3 separate regions of the Homo sapiens genome follow, and all the other regions are linked to region 1. A link is a loop called in an ENCODE intact Hi-C map of the cell type or tissue named here. Cell type or tissue: GM12878. All regions are shown on one strand. Links, peaks and the distances in the headings refer to the core of each region. The heading gives the core; the rest is flanking DNA.

Region 1 (7,759 bases), core at 1,243-5,242:
GAATTAATCTTTTAATCTGTTCCATGCACTGCTTTATACTTTTACAATAGTGTTGTTCACACTCCATTTACACACTTGATGTGTACAGCTTTCCAAATAGGGAGGCCAAATAGGGAGGATTGCTTGAGCTTAGGAATTTGAGACCAGCCTCGGCAACATAGTAGGACCTCATCTCTACTAAAAATTAAAAAAAAAAATTAGTTGGGCAGGGTGGCATGCACCTGTTTTCCCAGATACTCAGGGTGTTGAGGTGGGAGAATGACTTGAGCCTGGGAGATTGAGGCTGCAGTAAGCCATGATCATGCCACTGCACTGAAGCAACTGATCAAGACTTTGTCTCAAAAAAAAAAAAAAGAAGCAAGAAAAGGAAAAAAAATCTACTCCATTAAGGTATTTCTAAACCAATAACGACACACTTCATTTGTAAATGTTCATTCCTTCATTCAAGAAAAAAAAACATTGAAAACTTTATTGAGCTTCTAGTATATTCTAGATGAGAAATATAGTGAAAGAATAAGAAAAAATTTAAACTCGTATCCTCAGTGAATTTTGTATTATACTGAGGGAAGATACAATGAACAATCAATATGAAAAATAAATAAGTGGTCTAGTAGACTGAATAATGCCCTCCTATCCCCAAAGATATCAGGTCCTAATACCTGGAACCAGGAAAGGTTACTTTATATGAAACAGGCTCTTTCATACTTTATATGAAAAATGCAATTATGGATTTTGAGGTAATGGAATTATCCAGGTGGGCCCTAATATAATCATGTGTATCCTTACAAGAAGAAAGCAGATATTATTGCACATATAGCCAAAGAAAATAAATCATTCTACCATAAAGACATATGCACACATATGTTCATTGCAGCGCAGTTCACAATAGCAAAGACATGGAATCAACCTACATATCCATCACTGGTAGACTGGATAAAGAAAGCATGGTTCATATGCACCCTGGAATACTATGCGTCCATAAAAAAGGATGAGATCATGTCCATTGCACCAACATGGATGGAGCTGGAGGCCATGATCCTAAGTGAAGTAACACAGGAACAGAAAACCAATAACTGTACATTCTCAGTTATAAGTGGAGCTAAACATTGAGGACAGATAGACACAAAAAAAAGGAGAAATAGACACTGGGGCCTACTTGAGGGTGGACAGTGGGAGGAGGGTGAAGATTCAAAAACCACTTATCAGGTACTATGCTGATTACTTGCATGATGAAATAATCTGTATACAAAACACCTGAAACTCACAATTTTCCTAAACATACCTGCACCTGTAACCCTGAACCTAAAATAACAGTTTTTTTAAAAAAGAGGAGGCAGAGAGACATCTGTCACACACAGAGGACGAGACAATGTAGAGAAAAAAGATCTGTGTGCTGTGCTGATCTTCAAGATGGGATTCAGGCTAAAGGAAGATTTAGATTCAAGCAAAGGAAGGCCAGCTACCACCAAAAGCTGCACGAGATAAGGAAGGATCCTCCCCTAGAGGCTTCGAAGGCAGCTCATCTGTTCTTGATTTCAGACTCTGGCCTCCAGACCTATGAAGAAATACATTTCTGTTGGTTTTAAACCATGCAGTTTGTGCTGATTTGCTAAAGCAGCCCGAGAAAGCAAATACAGTTGGCAAGAAATATTATGAAGAACATTAGAGGGGAGTAGCTAGTGCTTGGGGTAGGGAGTTGCAATTTAGATAAAGTGGTGAGAGAAGACTGCTCTGAGAAGGCAACGTTTGAGCAAAGACCTCAAGAAGGGAGGGGAGGGGATTGTTTCTAGAACCTGGTAATAACTCTGGGAGAGCTTTGCAGTGAGAGTGAGCAGCAGGTATTAGGACCCTGAAGGAGGAGCATTCCTGGAATGCCCTAGGCACCCAGAGTGGCCATGGATGAGGGAGGGAGGGAGGGAGAGTAGTAGGAGGTGGGGCCACAGAAGTGATGGCGGGGACCCATCTTTGCATGTCACTGCAAGGTTCTCAAATTTTAGGATGCAGGAGAGGGGTATCGTAGGATATTGAGAAGTATCCCTGGTCTCTGCCCAAAAATGCCAGCAGCACCACCCACCCCATTTCCTGTTTCCAGGTTGGGAGGTTGGCACAACTTTGTCTCCTATTTTAAAAGGATTACTCCATCAACTGGGTTTAGAATAACCTTGAGGGCTTTGTGCTGTCGATGCGAGCACTGAAGCAAAAAATACAAATAGTATTACTATTATCCTGAAAGACCCAATGGTAGCAGTTTCTAGAAGGTCATGATGAGATTAATGAGAAGAGGTCATATTCTGGATATGTTTTTAAAGTTCAACAGGCAGGACTTAATGAACTGGATATGAAAAAAAAGGAGTAGATGAAGATGCCATCATGGCACCCTAGAAAACCTTGGACAATGCTAGCAGATGCAGGTGCAGGCAGTGCTTGATGCAACTCTTGGTTTCTCATATCCCAGGGGGTGTGGTTGGTCCCCCAGTCCACATCATCTAATTTAGTCCATGTACAAGAGTTCTTAGACACTCAGAAACACACACAGTTTCTAGAACTGAGGACAATTCTACAGCTTACAAAACCATCATGGATGATGGGCAACAATGTAATGGAATCTGTTGGTGCCATGCGTGTCGATTTCTGAGAAGTGTTGTGAAGCTTTATTGGAACTCTGGTCATTATTGTCTTCTTTTCTAGATGAGTAGTTCCCAACTCTGTCTGCACCTTAGAACCACCTGGGGAGGCTTAAAGAATCCTGTACCCCAGCTGAATCCCACACCAATGACTTCTAAGTCTCCAAGCGTGGAATCCAGGCATATGTATTTTTGAAAGTTACCCTTAGATTTTTCCTAAATGTTTTGAGCAACTGTCCATTTTCTCTTCATCTTTATCCCATAAACTAGTGATACTCTACAGGGATTATTCTTTCCCTAGGGACATTTGGCCATGTCTGGAGACATTTTGGGTTGCAATAACCCAGTTAGCATCTGTTGGGTAGAGACCAGGGATGTTACTCAGTACCCGACAATGCACAGCACAGCCCCTACCACAGAGAATGACTTCACCCTCAAATGTCAAAGTTGAGAAAACCTACCCCAAACCCTCAAATGTCAAAGTTGAGAATGAGAAAACCTGCCTCAAACCCAGGGAATTTGATTACTGCATTGATGGGTTCATTAATCATTGCCAGACATTTTTAAATGCCTTTCCTCTTTTTTTCGGTGCTTTTGAATTTAATTGACAAATTGAAGGTCGCATGGGAAGACAGCAAAGAAATAGAGGAAGAGAGAGATAGAGTACAAACACCTGCGTTGAGTCACCATTTCCTGCAGCCCTGAGTGCCTCTAGTAGCTAGTGAGGGGGACAATTAGCAGTTTTTGAGAGTGATGAGAACAACTATTTGCATGTTCTTTTCCTTCCTGAATTGTGTTTGTGAGAGCTAAGTTAATCATCTGATAGAGCCACATTCACACGCCAGGTGTTGCGGTTGAACACCAATGTCTGTTTCTTCAAGGTTTCGAAAATGGTTCACGGAAGGGCCTGCTTTTTGCTGAAATCGTGCACATGGATGATAGGAACACTTCCACTCTCAACAGTCACATGGCATCCCTTAGGAAGCTGCAGTGACCTAGAAGCCATCAAGGACAATTTCCTGAAAGGGGTTTGCTTTTCTGAGTAACCGCTTCCTGAGCTTGCTTCTCTGTTTGTGGGACCTTATTTTTCAGACTGGCTCAAATAGGTTATCAATTCGGAGTAACATTGCTCCTCTCCAGGGACATTTGGCCATGTCTGAGGACATTTTTGGTTGTCGCAACTGGAAATGGCAGAGTGTGTGTGTCGGGGGTGCTGCTAGCATTTGTTGGGCAGAGGCCAGAGATGCCACTTAACATCCTACAAAGTATAGGACTGCCCTCCACAATAATGGTCCAGCCCCTGATGTCAATAGTGTCAAGGCTGAGAAGCCCTAGAAAGAGAACAGTAGGATAAAGAAAAAATGAATGAACTTACAAATAATTTCCACTATGTGATTTAGATAGAGGCACAAATATTCCCTCTCTTCTCCAAATATTTCCTCCTTCATCTGTTGATCTTCAAGGGAGTTTTACTGTAAAACTTTGAGCTTGTCTTCATGTTCCAAGAGGGATGGAACCTGAGCTAAAATTTAATACCTGGCTATTTTTGGAGTAGTATTTTAGTTTCTAGAACCTGGGAATAGGCAGTGCCCAACTGATGCTCTTCTCATTTATTTATTAGCCTACTAAGATTTTGTGAATGGTTACAGTAAAGACAATGGTCAAATTTTATTTATCGCAGAATGTCTCTGTCATGTTTGATCATAGACACCTTTAGCAGGGTAATTTTTACTATTCCCTATTCCTTTAGGGTGATCAACTCATCCTGGTTTGCCCAATACTGTCACAATTTCAGGAGTGAAAGTCCTATATCCTGGCAACTTTCCGTATTGTGGGGTGGGTGGTCACCCTGCATTCCATGGAATTGGTTTTCCAAGTAATAATTTTTGTGAAATGCAGCACTGGTGTTTGTTATTTTATTTTATTTATCTGGTATTTTATTTGGTATTTGGTATTTTCCCAAAGGATAACTTGGTAATTAGCATTCTCCCATTGGGAAAATAATTGATCAAAAATCTGTTGTCATGGAATAGACACTTCTTTGTACACATGGTTGGACCTTTAACTAGGGAGACAAAAGATTATATTTTTAACAATTAAGGATACCTATTTTATAGAGTTGTTTCTGAATTATTCCAGATTTTTCACTTCAATATTAAATTTATTTTTATCAGATTTTATAAAGCTCAAGGACCATTAGAGATGTCCCTAAGAGTAAGGTTTTTGCAAATTTAAAGAATCTGTTTTTGCGTGCCTGTCAGTATTGTAATCACTTTTTCCTTTTCCAACATAAGATCATACATTAAATTTAAATAATAGCCTTATTAATAATTGGAACCCACTGCAGAGATCCCTGAGAAGGCCCAGAGGCCACATGTTGAGCCCAAGTGAGTGCATTCATTGAAATGTCATGTCAGTAATACCAAGAGGGCTGATAATGATACACCCTCTCGTGCTCCTCATCCCACACTTTCACGACATCTTATCAACGAGTTCTAATACAATAAACTTACATGCACTTGATAGAATAATTGCCATTTTAATTTAAAAACTTGGCAGAGGCCAGGTGCGGTGGCTCACGCCTGTAATCCCAGCAGTTTGGGAGGCTGAGGTGGGCAGATCACCTGACGTCAGGAGTTCGAGACCAACCTGGCCAACATGGTGAAACCCCATCTCTACTAATAATACAAAAACTACCCGGGCGTGGTGGGGCACACCTGTAATCTCAGTTACTCTGGAGGCTGAGGCAGCAGAATTGCTTGAACCTGGGAGGTAGATGTTGCAGTGAGCCAAGATCGCACCACTGCACTCTAGCCTGGGCGACAGAGTTAAGACTCCATCTCCAAAAAAAAAAAAAAAACTCGGCAGAGACTGAAATTGTTTGTACCTCCAAGTCTTAGTTTTCCTCTGCAGCTCTAAGCCAGTGGAAAATTGACAAATTCCAACACAGTTTTTGAGAATTATCTATGTGACTTCAAACGTGTTAGTTTACATTCCCACAATGGATTCACACATGCATACATATGGCAACTGTTGCATATGTAAATGAATGCATCTATAGGAAGTCAATAGGAATTCAATATATCTTTGTATGTGAATTTAATCGAAACTGATGTGTCTGTATATGCATATATACATATATACACACATTTATACATATAGACATACATAGGCACACATGAATATACATAGATAAGATAGATATAGATATATAGAGGGATATATAGAGATAGATGGTGGATGAATAGATAGGTAAAAACAGATATAGACATATGTAGAGAGATACATAGGTATACATAGGTAGGTAGGTAGATAGGGAGGGAGGGAGGTAGATAGGTATAGGTAGGTAGATAAGTTGATTGACTGATTTCATGATACATCCTGGAAAGTTACATACAAGTAAATTCCTAATATCAACTCATTTTTATGCCATTTTTTCTCCTCAAAGTAGAATACTACATGCTTGTATAAAGATTTCTCTCTTTTTAAATCTCTCTCTCTCTCTCTCTCTCTCTTTCTTTCTTTCTTTCTTTCTTTTTCTTTCTTTCTTTCTTTCTTTGATGGAGTCTCACTCTGTCGCCCAGGCTGGAGTGCAGTGGTGCAATCTCGGTTCACTGTAACCTCCATCTCCCAGGTTCAAGCTACTCTCATGCCTCAGCCTCCCGAGTAGCTGGGATTACAGGCACATGGCACCACGCCTGGCTAATTTGCTACTTTTGTAGAGACAGGGTTTCACCATACTGGCCAGGCTGCTCTTGAACTCCTGACCTCAAGTGATCTGCCCGCCTCGGACTCTCAAAGTGCTGGGATGTGAGCCACCAGGCCCGGCCTTCCCTCTTTTTTAATGTGTATAGTTGGAGGATTCTGGATAAATAACAGGGAAATGATATAACTGGATTTACTGAATTAACTCTCAAAACCCTTTTCTGGATTCAGACATTGAGTGGGTTGATTTAGGCCAAGGTCCCCAAATCACTGCCCACAGGCCAAATCTGGCCCACTGCCTGTTTTTATGAATACAGTTTTATTGGAACAGTCACATTAATTTATTCAGGTATTGTCTGTGGCTGCTTTTGCTGTACAATGGCAGAGTTGCCTATTTATGGCAGAGACTGTGTGGTTCACAAAGCCAAAACATTTGCTATCTGGCCCTTTGTAAAAAAATCTTTGGGCTGAGTGTGGTGGCTCATACCTGTAATCCCATCACTTTGGGAAGCCAAAGAGGGAGGCTCACTTGAGCCTAGGAGTTCTAGACCAGCCTGGGCAAGATATTTTTTAGAGACACTCTCTACAAAAATAAAAATTAGCCGGGCAGTTGTGGTGGAGCACACGCCTGTAGTCCCAGCTACTCAGGAGGCTGAGGTGGGAGGATCGTGTAAGACCAGGCGTTCAAGGCTGCAGTGAACCATGCTTATGCTACTGCACTCCAGCCTGAGCGATAGAGCAAGACCCTGCCTCAAAACAAACAAACAAACAAAAAACCAAAAACAAACACAAAAAAATTTTGCTTATCCTTAAGTCAGATTAAAGAGAACCAGGTACAGTTATTTTTAAGAACACATGGTTTGAGAAAGTGAAATACATAGCTTCCGCTCAGGTTACAAAGTCACATATATTCAAATATAGTGTTTTCAAAAATTAGGAAAATAAAAAGCCCCCTTTTAAAATGCTGGACTTCTTTGTTTGGAAAAATGGGAACCATTCTGTGTTGACCTTGCCCTATTCTCCTTCAAGATGCTTTCAGTAGGGGAAACTGGATGAAGAATACACAACGGCTTCCTGTACATCATGCTGCAACTTCTTGTAAATCTGTATTTGTTTTAAAATAGGTAAACTTAAAAAAATAAATAAGCTCAAGCCTGCTTTGCTCTGTTCTTATTGCAGTGACTGTCTCTATCATTATTGCATGGTTCCCATAAGACGTGGTTGTCTGAGGGCAGCCCCACCAGCCAGTCAACAAGTTTCATCACGAATAAAATTCCAAATTTTGTTTTGGATACAACACAAGCCACTGTGGCTTCCATTGCTACAGGCTAACATTGACTTAGTGTTTCCCATTTACCAAGATTGTACCAGCTAATGTAAAGGGTTTGGGGTGGTGGGTTCTTCCACATTTCACCCTCTAAAGAACTCAA
Region 2 (7,759 bases), core at 2,092-6,091, 320 kb after region 1:
CTGCACCACACACACAGCCTGCACGTGGGAAATGATTCGGGGTCATGCCACAGCATCTGGAAGTTTGGGTTTTGTTGGTTTGGTTTTTTTCCCCTAGAAACAGTAGAATTATAAAGCAGAACAACTACTGTGTCCTGAAGCACCTATTAAAAATGTCCCAAAAGGTTTATTTATTTTCTTTTTTTTTTGTTGTTTTTTGAGACATAATCTGGCTCTGTCACCCAGGCTGGAGTGCAATGGCAAGATCTTAGCTCACTGCAACCTCCACCTCCCGGGTTCAAGCAATTCTCCTGCCTCAGCCTCTCGAGTAGCTGGGATTACAGGCATGCACCACCACACTCGGCTAATTTTTTTTTGTATTTTTAATAGAGATGGGGTTTCGCCATGTTGGCCAGGCTGGTCTTGAACTCTTGACCTCAACTGATCCACCCATCTCGGCCTCTCAGAGTGCTGGGATTACAGGCGTGACCCACCGTGCCCAGCCCCAAAAGATTTTTATGTCGTCTTTAGACTTCGTTACACCCAAAGATCTAATGCACTTGTAAATAGGACCACACCTACAAGAAAAGTACCTGGTATCTAAAAGCCTAACCATTTAAAGAATGTTCACAGCATGGCTGTCTGTCTACTGAAACTTAAGGATTTAAGAATAAATCCTTAAAAGCTATCTTGGAACAACTGTGTCTGGTAATCACAGGACTTAAGCATCAAAAAAAGAAAGAAGAATATAAGCTAAATACAGTTTATATTTTGCACAAATAAAATTAAGGAAGAAGTATGTTTCTTATCTTCGAAGGCAGAAATATCTCAACACAGTTTCCGTCTGCCACACCCAGCTACAGGGAAAGGAGGTTCACCCTGACTGAACTTGGCTCTCATGCTTCCTTTTAAGCACCTGGCTCTCATGCTTCCTTTTAAGCACCTGGCTCTCATGCTTCCTTTTAAGCACCTCATGTTTTCACTTAGGGGGCAGCCCTTCCTGTCCCACCATGACTGACCAATTACACTTGACCTAAAACTCATTCATACCACCACCCATACAGTGAATCATGGATTCGTATGTTTGCATCTGTAGAAAGAAACTTTTCTCTCTAAGCCAAGGGACTTCAGCCTCTGCAAGTGGGGAGTGGAGGCAGACTGACTTTTCTCTGCACGGACTTGGTGGGTTGCTCCTTTGAGGGTGGTGGCCAGGGACAGGGAAGGTGGAAGTGCCCACGGCTCCCTTCTCTTTTCTAGCAGGGCTCCTGCACCTTCAGTGAAGCCGGAGAACTGGGGTTTGGTCCAGGGGATGGCGCTGCCACCTGCACATGCTCCCGGCAGGCCTGCGGCCTACCCTGAAATCTCCCTCCTTCACCCCACATATCATCTCTGTGTCAGGACATGCACATGGATGTGTGTGTATGCATGCATATTCTATATGATTTTAATTAATTTTGTGATCATTTTGTAGTGTATTTAGTGGACCTTCTAAGGCTGACTTCCACATCTTCAAGGAAGTATCTGGTCAAGAATATTCTTGACGCAGCTTGTACAGCCTACATATCGGCTGTAACTAGGCAGGGCCCAGTTTTCACGCACCTTCCCAGGATGCCATGGCAAATCGTGAGCACTGATGAACGTCTGCTAAATTAGTGAAGATGGTGGAGGTGTCCTGGGTACAGGACTTAGAGCCACAAAGGGGCCATGGAAAGTCAGCGCTAGGGAATAGACAGAGCAAATGCAGCATCTCCTCTGCTTAGTGCAAGGGAAGTTCAGAGGCAAGCTGGAGGTCATGCAGTCAGGCGGAAGACAGAACTCTTGAATAGAATCCAGGTCTGCAGAATCCAATGTTCTTTTCACTCTACCCAGCTGAAGGCTAAAATATATCTGATTTCCATCTCCAGGCGAGGAGATGAGCTTAATTAAACTGTAGCTTGAGGGATTTAATTTAGGGAGCATGACATTTCCAACGACAAGGGAGGTGAAGCACCTTGGCGGCTTATCACTTGGAGGTGATGAACTGACTTCTCCAACGATGTTGAAGCGCAGCAGCGACCTGGGGATGGTCTCTGTCCAGGGGACTTAAAAAGTCCTTGTACTTTAATTTCTTAAAAGACAAATATCATATAGCTTAAAAGTTCCATTTTATAACTAGCAAGTTGCACATAAGAGTATCTTTGTCTGACAGCAGCAGGGTGTCTTAGTCCCTTCAGGTTACTGTAAGAAAATACCACAGACTGGGTGGCTTAAACCCCAGACAGGGATTTCCCATAGGTCTGGGGCCAGGCGGTGTGAGATCAGGGAGCCAGCGTGGTCTCTGGCTCCCTGGTCTCCCCCTAACGCATTACACTGGGGGTGAGGATTTCAGCATCTGAATTGGGGGAGGGAAACAGTCCAAACACAAGAGCAATGAATAAAAATGGATGGGATTAGAGGAAAAACTGAGAAGCAATAGGGAACTGGATGATACCTGGGATGTTAAGCCTGATGGAGAAGCTGATTCTCATGTTTCTGATGTGGTGGGTCTTGGGGCCGCCATTTTGGTGGCAGGAAGGAGAGGTAGCTTTTGTGACAAGTTGGGTTTGAGGCCATCGTGGGACACCCAAGTAGAAGGCTCGGGGTCTCCATGCACTGTGGCTGTGAGCTGGAGGTGCGGTCAGGTGTCATCAGAGCAGAGAAGCAGTTGATTACACAGAAGGAGGAGCGCTGAGAAGGGATCCCGGCAGCCCTGGCATTTCTGTGCGGTGAGCAGACGAGGTCTATGGATGGAGCTCTAGGTACAGTTTGGGCAGGAAGGGAACACAGTAGGAGGCAGTGTCAGGAGCTAGGTTAGGTTTTCAAGAGGGAAGGAGAAGGGCCCGCGGCTTGTGATGCTCTCGTGTTCCTCCCCAGGTCTCACTTCCCGGTGATGCTTCCACCTTTGGCTCCTCCCTGCTGCAAATCCTGTCCCCGTGGCACTTGCCCACCATTTCTTCTCAGCAGCTGGGATCAACAGCACGTCCCATCGGGAAGCAGACAGAACAGTCACAGCAGGGAAGGAGCCAGCCCCTTTCCAATCCTGCACACCGGGACCTCCTCCAGGCCACAGGCAGAGTGCTGCCCGTGCCTACTTGGGATCACATTTCGTAACCGATTTTACCTTTTAAACTATGATGTGTCTGTTTTAAATTATGTGCTTCATTGGAACTAGTGAGCTTTCCAAATATTACTATATCATCTCTAAGGAATAAAGCTTTCCCTTTTGCTTAGTGAAATACAACATTTGGAAGGAAGTCACTGAAGGGTACTTTCAGGGCTCCCAGAAGCGGTCCTGGAATTACATGGAAGCACAGAAAGTACAGCAGCTGCTCACAACTATTCATCAATTATAAAGCCATGTATGATCTGAATCTCATCACCAAAACCAGGCTTTTTCATAGGAGGTTTTTTCCTATGCATTAATTTTGTAATATGAAGTTCAATTTTCACATGGTGAGACATCAAAACTTCAAGGGGGCCTTAAACTTTGTTTTTAATTTTGATTGGCAGTGCTCATATCTAAGGTTTAAGTTCTGTTTGACTTCATGTTCCTTGTCAGACAGTGATCTGTAAATAAGTACCACAATGTTGTCATGTTGGATACATATACACTATTAGATGTTTGTTTAAACATGAAACTTTTAAGTACTGCTGTCAAAATGACTGCTGAGGTATGTGTGTATTTTGTTATTAATTAGTACTTTTGTTTATATTATTCATCAATCCATCCATCTGTCCATCCATCCCTATTTATCAATCTATCCATCCCTCCCTTCCTCCTGCTCTCCCTTCCTTCATCCAAACATCCACCTACCTACTAGTAAGCTACATATGGTGCTGCATTCCTCTAAGTAATAGTGCTGAGGTGGAGGTCAGTATCCCTTGTGCACCGCAGAGCTACTGTTTTACTGAATCGATAGTGCTCTGAAAATCAAACTATAAAACCATTATTGATATAAACATGTTTATAACAAAACCCTTTAGAGTTACAAGCTAGGTAAATGAATGAACTACACCCCTAAATTGATTCCTTCTCCTATAGAGAACAGCCTTTGAAAAAGTTATTTAACGACTTGGTTGGGGGGTGGGCAGGAAAGCTTCCTAACGAATTCTCTCTGTGTCATTTTACTCAATAAAAGTACATTACGGGCACTCTTAGCATGCATATTAAAGTGTATGTATGTAAATTAAGTGGTGAGCAAAAGACTTCAAGACAGCTCAAAAAACCTTCCTGATTTCCTCTTTTAATGGTACAGATGCCGCGTCCACCAATCTGTCAGAAACCAGTGAAAACCCAGCAAGGCCCTGAAAGGTGCTGACTGTCTTAAAGTCAAAAACAAACCGCAAGTTTCTAGATGGTCACTAGAATCATTTTCTTTTTCCACATCCTCTGAGTAAAACATGTGAAATCAATTCATCTTACGTAGCCTTCTGCATGAGACTCATGATCCGCAAGTGTGACGGGAGGCCCCTATCGGTTTTGTGTGTTTAGAGGGACATTATGACTTCAGACAGACTCGGGAAGATTAGCCATGTACGGGATTAAAATGCTCTAACCTGTAGAGCAGCAAGTTGTGTTTATTTTCAACAGCACTTTCGTTATGGAAAAACCACATTTAGGTGCCTTAGATGTGACTTGCTTGTGGTATGCTTGCTGTATAATATGACTCCACACATTGTCAGGACAGCAAAAGCACAGCGATGTTTGCCTGCTTTTGAGAGAAGCTACAGAGGGGGCTTCCCCAAACAGGATTATCACAGCATAAAGAGAGTGCCTTTGCTGGCCTGTGTGAGTGATTTTTCCATGTCATCTCCAAATGTGCCATGTAGAAGAAGCTGCCATTTATAATGGGAACTGATAAACACAGAGAAAAAAGCCTAAGGAATTCATTGGACCTGGAGGGGATTAAAAGACTTCGTGATTAAATGAGCTGGTGGATGAGCCAATGAGCTGTCTGTGTGGTGAGCACGTGGCAGCTGGCAATGCAGAGGCCTCTCTTCGGTCCTCTCCTTGGTCCTTTCCATACTGACACCCGTTGTGCATGGCCCAGCAACCTACTCAACAGGGGATGAGAGGCCTACAAAGCCAATGCCCTTCAGGATGGATTTATTTTCTGGTTTTCACAGGGATGCCCTCAGTTCTCCTTCCTGCAAATATAGTAACTGCTGACTCCTGAAATAAAAGCCGGTGTTTATAGCTGTGGTTGCAAAGTCAGTGTTTCCCAAACAAAGATGTGTTGCAGTACCAGGTGAGGCTTATGTTGTTTTCACTGGCCTCCCATGCCCATATTAACGTTCAATTCTAAATTGTCTAGTAGTAGAATGTTCATGAGGTAAGGGGTTTCTAGAATGTTCTGTGACACAGCAGTCCAGAGAAATTTTCCAGAAAAAGGAGATTCCTCCCATTAAATGAGGAACTGGGGACCTGCCATGTACAATTAGCACAGAAATGTTTCCAGAAGTGCTGCCATGGATAACTGTGTAGTTGAAACCTCACTGAGGCCTCTCAGGCATGGACACCTATCTTCAGAGCAAATCGATGAAGGTCCCGCAAAGCAGCACTCCGAGGAATCTATTTTGGGGACGTTTTCACAAAGAGTAGCTGAATGTGGCATGACTCACGTCAATGCAAATGCAATTCATTTGCCTTGTTTTCTTGAACTATTCTGAATCTTACCTGTAAATAACGACAGATGAGGCAGATTTCACCTTAAATGCCTATCCTCTTGCAGGAATGGTTGCTTACATGGCATTGAGGCTACTGCTTAATTCAGAACTGAAGGGACCAGCTCTGTGAGGGCACCCTCCCTAGGCCCCTCGGCAATGGGCTCTGCTGACCACTCATGACAAAATGGCGCCCAGGGCACCTGTGAGGGCAACACAGGGCCTGGTCCATCCCTCTCTCCTTTCCTTTAGATAGAGAGGGGCGTGAGCATATTCTCAATCCTGGAAAACAGAGGTGGAAGGCATCTTGCCTTCCTTTCTCTAACCTGAGATGCTGATGGAGCCTGGGCTAGAAGACTGACCTGGCTGTGGGGGCTAGAGAAGAGCGAGAATGTGCTGGATGTGGGGCCTGGCCTGAGGGTGGAAATTACTGGGGCTACTGACACAGTACTTGTCTGATACTGTGTATGACTAACTCAGTGTTTCTCAACCATTTCATTCATGATCACCCCCAAAAAAGCTTTTCCAGTTATTTTTCCCCAACAGTCTATCCCCATAACATGTTATAATAACACAGATACACTATATTTTTCTGTATGTGTATTGGTGCTTGATACATTAAAAAAAAGTAAGGTTTCATTTTCACCTCCCCAAAGCCAATTTTTATACCTTGGGACAAAATGCATGGACTATTCTATTCAATTTTACTCAGTTGAACAGTTTTTGGAGAACCTACTGAAACCACTCTCAAGGAAGGGTCCCACTGACCCAGGAGAAGAAGGCTTCACAGAGTAGGAAAGTAGCTGAAGATTTCAGAGAAAAACACTTTCACTACAGAGAAGAATCCCCCCACCCCCACCCCCGCTGCCTGGAAGATCACAAATGAACTGTAACCTTCCAAAGTCAACACACAACATTTCATAACTATGACGTACTTGGGGAGCTGTTCAATTGCATGGAATAATTCATATATTGAAGAATGTGGAGAACAAACAAATGAATCTCTGACAAATAACACTATTCCAGGTAGCAGTCTTTAAATATGCCCTCCCACCAACTTCAAATTTTATAAATGAATGAATCAATGATATCCAGTGCTTGGCAGATGGGACATGCTCCGTCGCTATCAGCTATTATTATGATAATGGTGATCCATTCTGTAGACGTTACAAAAAATTCACTATGAAGTTTAAAATTACTCAAGCTCGTGTTGGGACTGGGACTAGCACCTTATATTCTAGTGACTATGCCACTAAATATCTCAATTACTAGCCAGGATATTGATAAACTGCAAATTAATGGCATTTGTTTCTTCCTGTTTTTTTGTGAGATTCATCAGAAATGCATATTTATATTAGAAGCTGGGCTTTAATCAATAGCTATCAGCAATTCAAGCATGTTAGACATATTTTTAGGAAATTAACACCTACATAAAGTACTGTCTTGGGCAGGCAGAAGACAGAAAGCAGAGCAGACAGCTCTCCAGCCTCCCTGGAGTTCATGGTCTCCAAGGCAGGAAACATGCACTGGGGAATCCCTGCTAATACAGGCCCACTGTGGGGAGCCCTGTTTGAGGCACACAGTCCTCTGGAGCAGGGACAGCAGTCCATTCACCAGGATTTGGAAGGTGGATTTGAAGGAGTGGGTTTAGGGAAGATGACTCAGGGATTTCTGGTCAGAGGCAGGTCATGAAAGACAGGCATAATCGCACATGATGTATGTAGCCACTGGGAAATGGAAGGTGTGTGTGGGGTGAGAAATGCAGGCAGAGGGAAGAGCTTAGCAGAGACAGCTACTGGCTGCACTCCAGTGTGGAGAGGCTTGTCAGGATGAGATGGACATGCAGAAAAATAAACATTGTACTGGGGGCAGGCAGAAGACAAGGCCCCAAAAGGAAACCAGAAGTAATGAGTGAGGTAGGGAGCAAGGGGTCAGGCTGAGAGGTCTGTGCTTTACGAGGTGGGTGGGGAGGGAAGCTGGGGAGGGTGAGATGAGGTCAGAGCAGGGCAACTGGGCATATCAGTGTTTTAGAAACATCAAAGAAGCAAAACCACTGATTTACCAAGAAACTCTGACCATTGTTAAAGGCAGTGCCCCC
Region 3 (7,759 bases), core at 2,092-6,091, 520 kb after region 1:
GATAGATAGATAGATAGATGCAGAGAGGGACAAAGATGAGATAGATAGATAGATAGATGCAGAGAGGGACAAAGATGAGATAGATGGGGTAGATGGATGGATGGATGAAATAGATGATGATAGATATGATAGATGGTTGGATAGATAGATAGATAGATAGATAGATAGATGTTATATATAAATAGATGCAGGGAGAGAGACAAAGATTACATAGGATGGATAGATAGATAATGAGGCAATTGGATGGATGAAATAGATGATAGATGGAACAAATGAAAGATAGACATATACATAGAAAGAATATACAAAACTATTCACACCATGCTATTGATAAAGATTTTCATTTTACTTTCCAATATAAAATTATGTCAGAATTTGTCTTGGTTGACACACCCACTGATTTTATCATGTAGATAGGGTTGACACCTTCCTTTTTGCATGAAGAGCTTGAATCTAAGCAGGCCATAAAATGAATCCTAGCAAATCTCAGAGGAGCAAAATGACCCTTTTCTTTCTTCCAACATCTTGTTAAAAAACTATCATTTTTTTCTTTTGTGAGGCACTCATTAATTTAGTGATCTAATTAACATTTTATAAGAAATTTTCAGAGGTGCTTAAAATAATTGCTGAGTTACTGAGTGTGATTTCCTCATGCCTCAGGGGTAGGTTCTGAAGTAAGGATTCGTTTCCACTTTTAACATTCAAGGAACAAAATTAAGTTGCTTCTAAAACTTTAATTTTAAGGGCCTGTCTCAGAAAAGCATCTGACCAGGAAAAAGAAAAAAAAAAAAACAAACTTGTATTTTTCTGTAGAGTGTGGTTTCCTGCCTATTAAAGATATTAGCTAGTTTTCTTTTTGGATTTTTATCTGATTGGGGTTTTTTGTTGTTGTTTTGTGTTGTTTTGTTGAAATCACTAAATTAGTTCTTATTTCTTGGTAGAGTGAGTAGAGGATTTTTATCTGGTTGAGATTTTGTTTGTTTTTTTGTTTTGTTTTGTTGGAATCGCTAAATTAGTTCTTATTTTCTGGTAGAGTGAGTAGGTAATACCTTAGCGTTTGTGGGGAAAAAAAAGTGAAAAATTCTAGGGTCCTATGAGCGGGAAGGCTAGCTTCATGAAATAGTCAGAAAGAACCTCCTTTTCAGCATGTAGGAACAGAAGCTTGGATTGGAATCAGGGTGTTTATTGGGACTGAAGTGATCCCCCATTTGTCTTCTCAGGGAAATGGCACCTTGGGATGAGCTGTCACAGCAAGACTGACTTCTGTCACCACCCTTTACATCACGGCTTCAATTATTTCTATGGGATCTCTTTGACCAATCTGAGAGACTGCAAGCCCGGAGAGGGCAGTGTCTTCACCACGGGCTTCAAGAGGCTGGTCTTCCTCCCCCTGCAGATCGTCGGGGTCACCCTCCTTACCCTTGCTGCACTCAATTGTCTGGGGCTACTCCACGTGCCTCTAGGCGTTTTTTTCAGCCTTCTCTTCCTAGCAGCCCTAATCCTGACCCTTTTCTTGGGCTTCCTTCATTACTTCCGGCCCCTGAACTGCTTCATGATGAGGAACTACGAGATCATTCAGCAGCCCATGTCCTATGACAATCTCACCCAGAGGCTAACGGTGGAGGCGGCCCAGTTCATACAGCGGTGGGTATTGCCTTGTCCTCTGATGCTGCCTGTTAAAAAACATTCTGGGTTATTTCTCGTGGAGGTGGAAGAACCAACAGGGTTTTGTTGTTGTTGTTGTTTGTGGTTTGTTCGTTTTTTTGAGACAGAGTCTTGCTCTGTCGCCCAGGCTGGAGTGCAGTGGCGTGATCTCGGCTCACTGCAAGCTCTGCCTCCCGAGTTCACGCCATTCTCCTGCCTCAGCCTCCTGAGTAGCTGGAACTATAGGCGCCCGCCACCACACCTGGCTAATTTTTTGTATTTTTAGTAGAGACGGGGTTTCACCGTGTTAGCCAGGATGGTCTCGATCTCTTGACCTCGTGATCCGCCCGCCTCGGCCTCCCAAAGTGCTGGGATTACAGGCGTGAGCCACCACGCCCAGCCAGAACTGGTAGGGTTATTATGCTAGCCACATTTTCCCTTCCATGCCTAACACATTTCTTCAGCCAGAGCTCGCCATAGCACATGTTTAATGGCCTTAGAAAGGTATTGCAATGCAGTGTGCTCTCCTTAGAGTCTCTTTGCCAACATTCCCCACATCCTGGGCTGGAAAGGCCCATGGCAAATTAATGTCTGCTGATGACAAAGGAGGTGTCAGATATCCCACTGGTTTTTTGTTTGTTTGTTTGTTTGAGAGGGAATCTCTCTGTGTCGCCCAGGCTGGAGTGCAAGTGGTGCGATCTTGGCTCACTGCAACCTCCACCTCCCAGGTTCAAGTGATTCTCCTGCCTTAGCCTTCTGAGTAGCTGGGATTACAGGTGCCTGCCACCATGCCTGGCTAATTTTTTTTCTATTTTTAGTAGAGACAGGGTTTCACAAACTTGGTCAGTCTGCATTTTGAACTCCTGACCTCAGGTGATCCACCCACCTCGGCCTCCCAAAGTGCTGGGATTACAGGTGTGAGCCACAGTACCCAGCCCCACTGGTCTTTAATTTTCAAATGTGGCCATCAAGAGAGGCAAGATAATGGCTTATGTTTAGTTTATAGGTTGTCCTTGTGATATAAACAATGTGGAAAGATCCAAAATATTTTGGATTAATCTCTGAGCAAACAAAACAAAACAAAAACCTCTGTGAGTAAACTGGGTGAAGTGAATGATGTCTCTTGGGTCTGTCAGGTCCCATTGAGTTTATAGTTTTGGGGATTGCAATCTGTAAATGGAATAACCATCAACAGTGGAGCAGACAGCATTCCTGAATTACATAGGTAGGTATAATATATATCTATATTATAATACATAATATAGAGAGCATAAGTAGATATAATTAAGTAGATATTATATAGAGGCTATGTCAAAAACACTTGCTATTCAAAACAAGCAAATAAAAGTATTTTGTTCCACTTGTAACTGTGGAGAACAGGACTCTAAAGAGAAATGGAAAGTTCATCTGAAAATCAGACGTTTGGTCTTTATGGTGACTTAAACTCTATGAGAGATGTAAAAGAGAGTTGGGAGGGTGATTTAAAAATTATAAAGGAGACAGAGGAAATATAGGTAATATTGGTTTGTCATCCAATTAATTGCATGACACAAAATTGTAAAATCAATCTCTGGATTGAACAATGAATGACAATGAAAAGGAAGTTATTGTGATGAAGGGAAACTATATTAGGGATTTAATTTAAAAACAAGCAAATATGCTCAGCCTAAGAAGAGAATACATAGTTAAGGTATGTGGAAGCTACATAAGTTAGGGCTGGTGAGAAAGGTAAAAGGTAACGTACTCTATGAAAATTATGTTGTCATTTCCTCACATGGAAGATGTTGTGTTCCTCTGTCCAGATCTTGTGTGCCTGGAGTTGATGCTTTACTGGAGGTTGGGAATGGGCAGTGGTTCTCCTCACTCTCTTCTTCCAGTTATGAAACAGCATAGGAGCAACCCATTCACCTGGAGGTACAACAGTGTCCTGCTACCCACAACATCACGGATTATGCAATAGATAAATCATAGGGTGTATTTTAGTATATCTCTCTGGTATCACAAAAGTGTTTCATCAACTCTGACAGAAGCCCACATATGGTTTGGGTGTCTGAACAGACTACGAAGTGACTTACACAAAAGTTGCAATTGATAGTATCACTTCCTCCTTCTAAAAATGAGACACAAATAGAATGATTAGTTCTTATAGTTCACACCGCCTCTCAGTTTTGACAGATTTTGTTAAAATCTAAATTGTCATTGAACTGTGAAATATATAAACTGGTCATTGGTCATTTTAAGTATTCTCAGTTTCAGCCTCTGGGACTTGGCTCCAGAGAGTATTCTATGTACTAGCTGCCCAACGGCTGAGGGAGCACCACACAATTTAAGTTTTTATTTTGGTTAACATCCAACTTCTGCTGCCAGTTTCTGTTTTTGTCAGTGAAGACTGACAAAATCTCAGTGGATTAACACTTGAAGATTTGTTTCTTGCCCATGCAAAATCTATTGCTGGTTGGGTGATGCTCTAGGGAAGCTTTGCTCCATGAGGAGACTCAGGGATCCAGGTTGCTAATATCTTGTGGTTCTGTCATCTCAATAGATGGCCTTCCCAGTAGCGTCCACAGGAGAAAAGAGTTGAAGGGTCCCTTGGGGGCTTTTTGTTACTTCACTGACCCAGGGGTCAGCATGTAGACCAGGCCCCATGTCTCCACCCTGACTTGACATGGGGCTAAGAGGCAGTCTCCCCATGTCTTCAGGAAGAAGAAAATGAAACGGCCTTGCTGAACATATAGCAGTGATTTTCCTACTGCAAACAGTGATTTTCAAATTTGTTTTAAAGCTGAGGAATATTTCAGATGAAATTTTATGAGAAGCTAAGTATGTCAGAGGGATAAAAGTTGCAGTGCTTGGGTGAACCTGGAACAGAGGACTGCATTTGGAAATTGCTGACATTTAATAAAGCCCCATGGAAATCTCATGAACAGCTGGAGAGAAAGGGCAGACTCTGCAACAAAAGAATAAAAGAACATGTGAGCAAACATCTAGTTAGTGCAGACTCTAGGCAAATTAATATTTAACAGACATTTGTAAGTAAAAAAGGTAGGCACACCAGGAGAAAAATCAACACCAGCCTTGGAATTTTAAAAAAGAATTGATATTACAGCTATGTGAGTGGAGGTTGAAGGAATTTGCCCAAGGTTATAGATAGGTGTAAACTAAAGGGGCTATTTTATTATAAAAATTTGGATTGCAGACATGTACCGCATAATAACATTTTGGTCAACAATGGACCACGTATATGACAGAAGTCCCATGAGATTATAATGGAGCTGCCTTATGCAGCTGTACGTTTGTATCTTTTTTGTTTTTTTGAGATAGAGTCTCGCTCTGTTGCCCAGGCTGGGGTGCAGTGGTGCGATCTCGGCTCACTGCAATCTCCCCCTCCCGGGTTTCAGTGATTCTCCTGCCTCAGCCTCTGAAGTAGCTGGGATTACAGGTGTGTGCCACCACGCCCAGCTAATTTTTGTATTTTTAATAGAGACAGGGTTTCACCATGTTGACCAGGCTGGTCTCGAACTCCTGACCTCAAATGATCCACCCGCCTCGGCCTCTCGAAGTACTGGGATTACAGGCATGAGCCACCACGCCCGGCCACGTTTGTATCTTTTATACTGTATTTTTTCCTGTACCTTTTCTATGTGTACATATGTCTAGATAAATACTTGCCATTGCATTGCAGTTGCCTGCAGTACTCAGTACAGTCACATGCGGTGCAGGTTTGTAGCCTAGGAGTAATAGGCTTTACCATATAGCCTGGGTGTGCAGTGGGCTATACCATCTAGGCTTGTGTAAGTGCACTGTACGATGTTTGCAGAATGATGAAATTGCTTAATGATACATTTCTCAGAACATATCCCTGTCACTATATGATGCATGTCTGTACTTGAAGCATTGATGTGAAGTATACTGCTTATTGGTATTTTAATATTTTCATCAGAGAAAAATAGAGTAAAGAAAATCTATAGTTTGGTGTTGTGTTGCGTTTGTGTGTGTATATATATATGTATGTGTAAATATGTGTGTGTATATATGTGTGTGTGTTTGTGTATATATATGTGTGTGTGTGCTTTACACACATATGTATTTAATTTACAAAGAGATAAATTATTGAAATTGATTTCCAAGGGAAGCTATAGGAGATATACATGTACAGCAGCAGCAAGTATTAATGTAAAGAATAAAGAATTTTCTGCCCAGGGTTGGATAATAGCCACTAAAAGTCCTTTAAGCAACTATTTATAGATCTATCAGAATTCAGGTAAGACATGAGCTATTTGTCATGATTTTCACAGGTTTGGGCTGACAGGCACTTGCTGGAGGGGTTATGAGTCGTTCTTGGGCAATATGCCTGTTGTCTGGGTGCCTGTCCTTGGTAAACATTGGGATCTGTGAGTAACCATAGCTCCATCATGTCATGCCCATGCTGACAGCCTGTCTTACCCAGGTGCCAGAGACTGCAGAAACCTCTCGGATTCTGCTCACAGCAAAATGGCATGGTGAAGGATGTCGTGCAATTCCTAAGAGAGGAAGGAAGACTTCAAGCTGTCAGTCACACTCCTGAACATTTATTTCCAGTATTATTTGTACAGAGATACTGCAGAGTTAGTGCCCGTGGTCAGCCCACACAGCCAGATGCAGGCATTGCAGGGCTGACCACCTGCCTCCTGGGCATGGCGCTTGGTTCAGAACTGTACATTGTAGGGTGGCCTTTGCTAGCCTAGTGTATGGTGGCGTATAATGTAGGATCACTATGACTTCCTGCAGGTAGACAAAGAAGGGAAAAGGGAGAGTCCAGGACTACAGGGGTAGACAAGTGATACCTCAGACTTTGCATAAGGAAAACCCCAGAGGTGCTTATTACAGCTGAAGATGGCCAAGATGAACTCTAGGGACTGTCACAGAGTAGTTCCAAATGAGACTTTGCATCAGCATTTTAATAAGCTTCTCAAGACATTCTAAACTGGGTGTTTCATAGGACACTCTAAGAAACACTGGGTTTCATATACATGTATGAGCTTTGGCTACTGTGCAGAAACACTGCAGTTATTTGTCACCTAGATTTTTCTAGAAGGTGATGCTGACAGGTGATCTCATGTAAAAGCTTTGGAACTTTATAAGATACATCATTCAGTTATATCATCATCTAGTAAGGTGCACATAGATATGTGATTAAAACAAAAGCTTATGGAAATGATCTTTCTCTTACTAGGGTGATTGCCCTAATATTTTCTACCCCATTTTATTCTGTTTTTTTTTTTTTTTTGGTAATAATCTGGTTTTGGAACTAATTAATTTCATGATGTATCAATGGGTCACAGTCTACATGATTGACCATGCTCTTACCTAGTGTGTGAGCTTTACTGTGTTTGATAAACAGGAGCACAGCCATTCCAAGATGGAGCGGCGCTCTTGGGCCTATTTAAGGCAGAAAACAACAGTGTGCTGTTTATCAAATTTGCTGGGAAAGCTGGACATCCTTATATCAGTCTTCATCTACCACAAATCTCTCAAAACGAGACAAGGTGGAGATTAATACAGCGTCCATTATACAATGGATAGTCAGAAATGATACTTGGCTTCCAGGGTGAATCACCTTGTATGACATGTATTTTGACAGAAATTATTTAATCTATTAGGTATATAAATATTCATATGATTACAAGTCATTTTAATGGGTATATAATTTTGAGAGGGGACCAAAACAAATTTATTGATCATGAGGATATTGAAGCCTGACAAGTTAATCTTGATTATCTCTAATTATTAGAGAGCTGAGATTTTCTTTTAGAACTACAGATTTAAGATGTTCTGGCAGCACCAAAGTTGAAGGGATGGTTATTGAATTACAACAAAAGGATTTTTTCTTTAAAATAGGTGATTCTAGTGTAGATGGCTATTGTCCACATTGGAGCACTCACAGCATGGTTAATATTAGTGAAAATGCTAGCATCTTGTACACTGTGTACATTCACAAACAGCTTCTTACATACTTTATCTGAAGATACAAAGATTTAAAGCACATTGTTACAATCATCCTTGGGTAGAGCTGTCTATCTGTGTTAGATTAGTTATCTGATTCACAAAATATAATATCCAAGGGTCCTGAGAGAAT

Evidence for each region. Hi-C counts contacts between places; a loop is a spot of excess contacts. Peaks named below come from ENCODE experiments on the same cell type or tissue, not always from the same donor. Only the 100,000 strongest peaks of a DNase experiment are listed, where the experiment ranks them.
Region 2: a loop joins it to region 1, with 6 times the contacts of the local background. A loop is called at or near these places in 1 of 110 quality-filtered maps.
Region 3: a loop joins it to region 1, with 4 times the contacts of the local background. A loop is called at or near these places in 1 of 110 quality-filtered maps.

What each region holds. Positions count from the first base shown.
Region 1 is chrX:6,735,693-6,743,451 of GRCh38, forward strand. It overlaps a transcript of PUDP not described here. Among named protein-coding and RNA genes, the nearest start is that of VCX3A, 200 kb to the left of the region's middle. In GM12878, for the core only: no CTCF peak of the experiment used is centred there; a DNase peak (open chromatin) is centred at 3,419; H3K27ac peaks cover 1,720 bases.
Region 2 is chrX:7,055,072-7,062,830 of GRCh38, forward strand. All of the region lies in intron 3 of PUDP (pseudouridine 5'-phosphatase), which reads right to left. Among named protein-coding and RNA genes, the nearest start is that of STS, 89 kb to the right of the region's middle. RefSeq lists enhancers at 2,799-3,299, 4,104-4,253. In GM12878, for the core only: no CTCF peak of the experiment used is centred there; a DNase peak (open chromatin) is centred at 4,350; H3K4me3 peaks cover 949 bases; H3K27ac peaks cover 1,106 bases.
Region 3 is chrX:7,258,129-7,265,887 of GRCh38, forward strand. STS (steroid sulfatase) reads left to right here. Exons shown (of 11, transcript NM_001320752.2): 6 at 1,221-1,644. Among named protein-coding and RNA genes, the nearest start is that of PUDP, 110 kb to the left of the region's middle. In GM12878, for the core only: no CTCF peak of the experiment used is centred there; a DNase peak (open chromatin) is centred at 3,803; H3K27ac peaks cover 536 bases.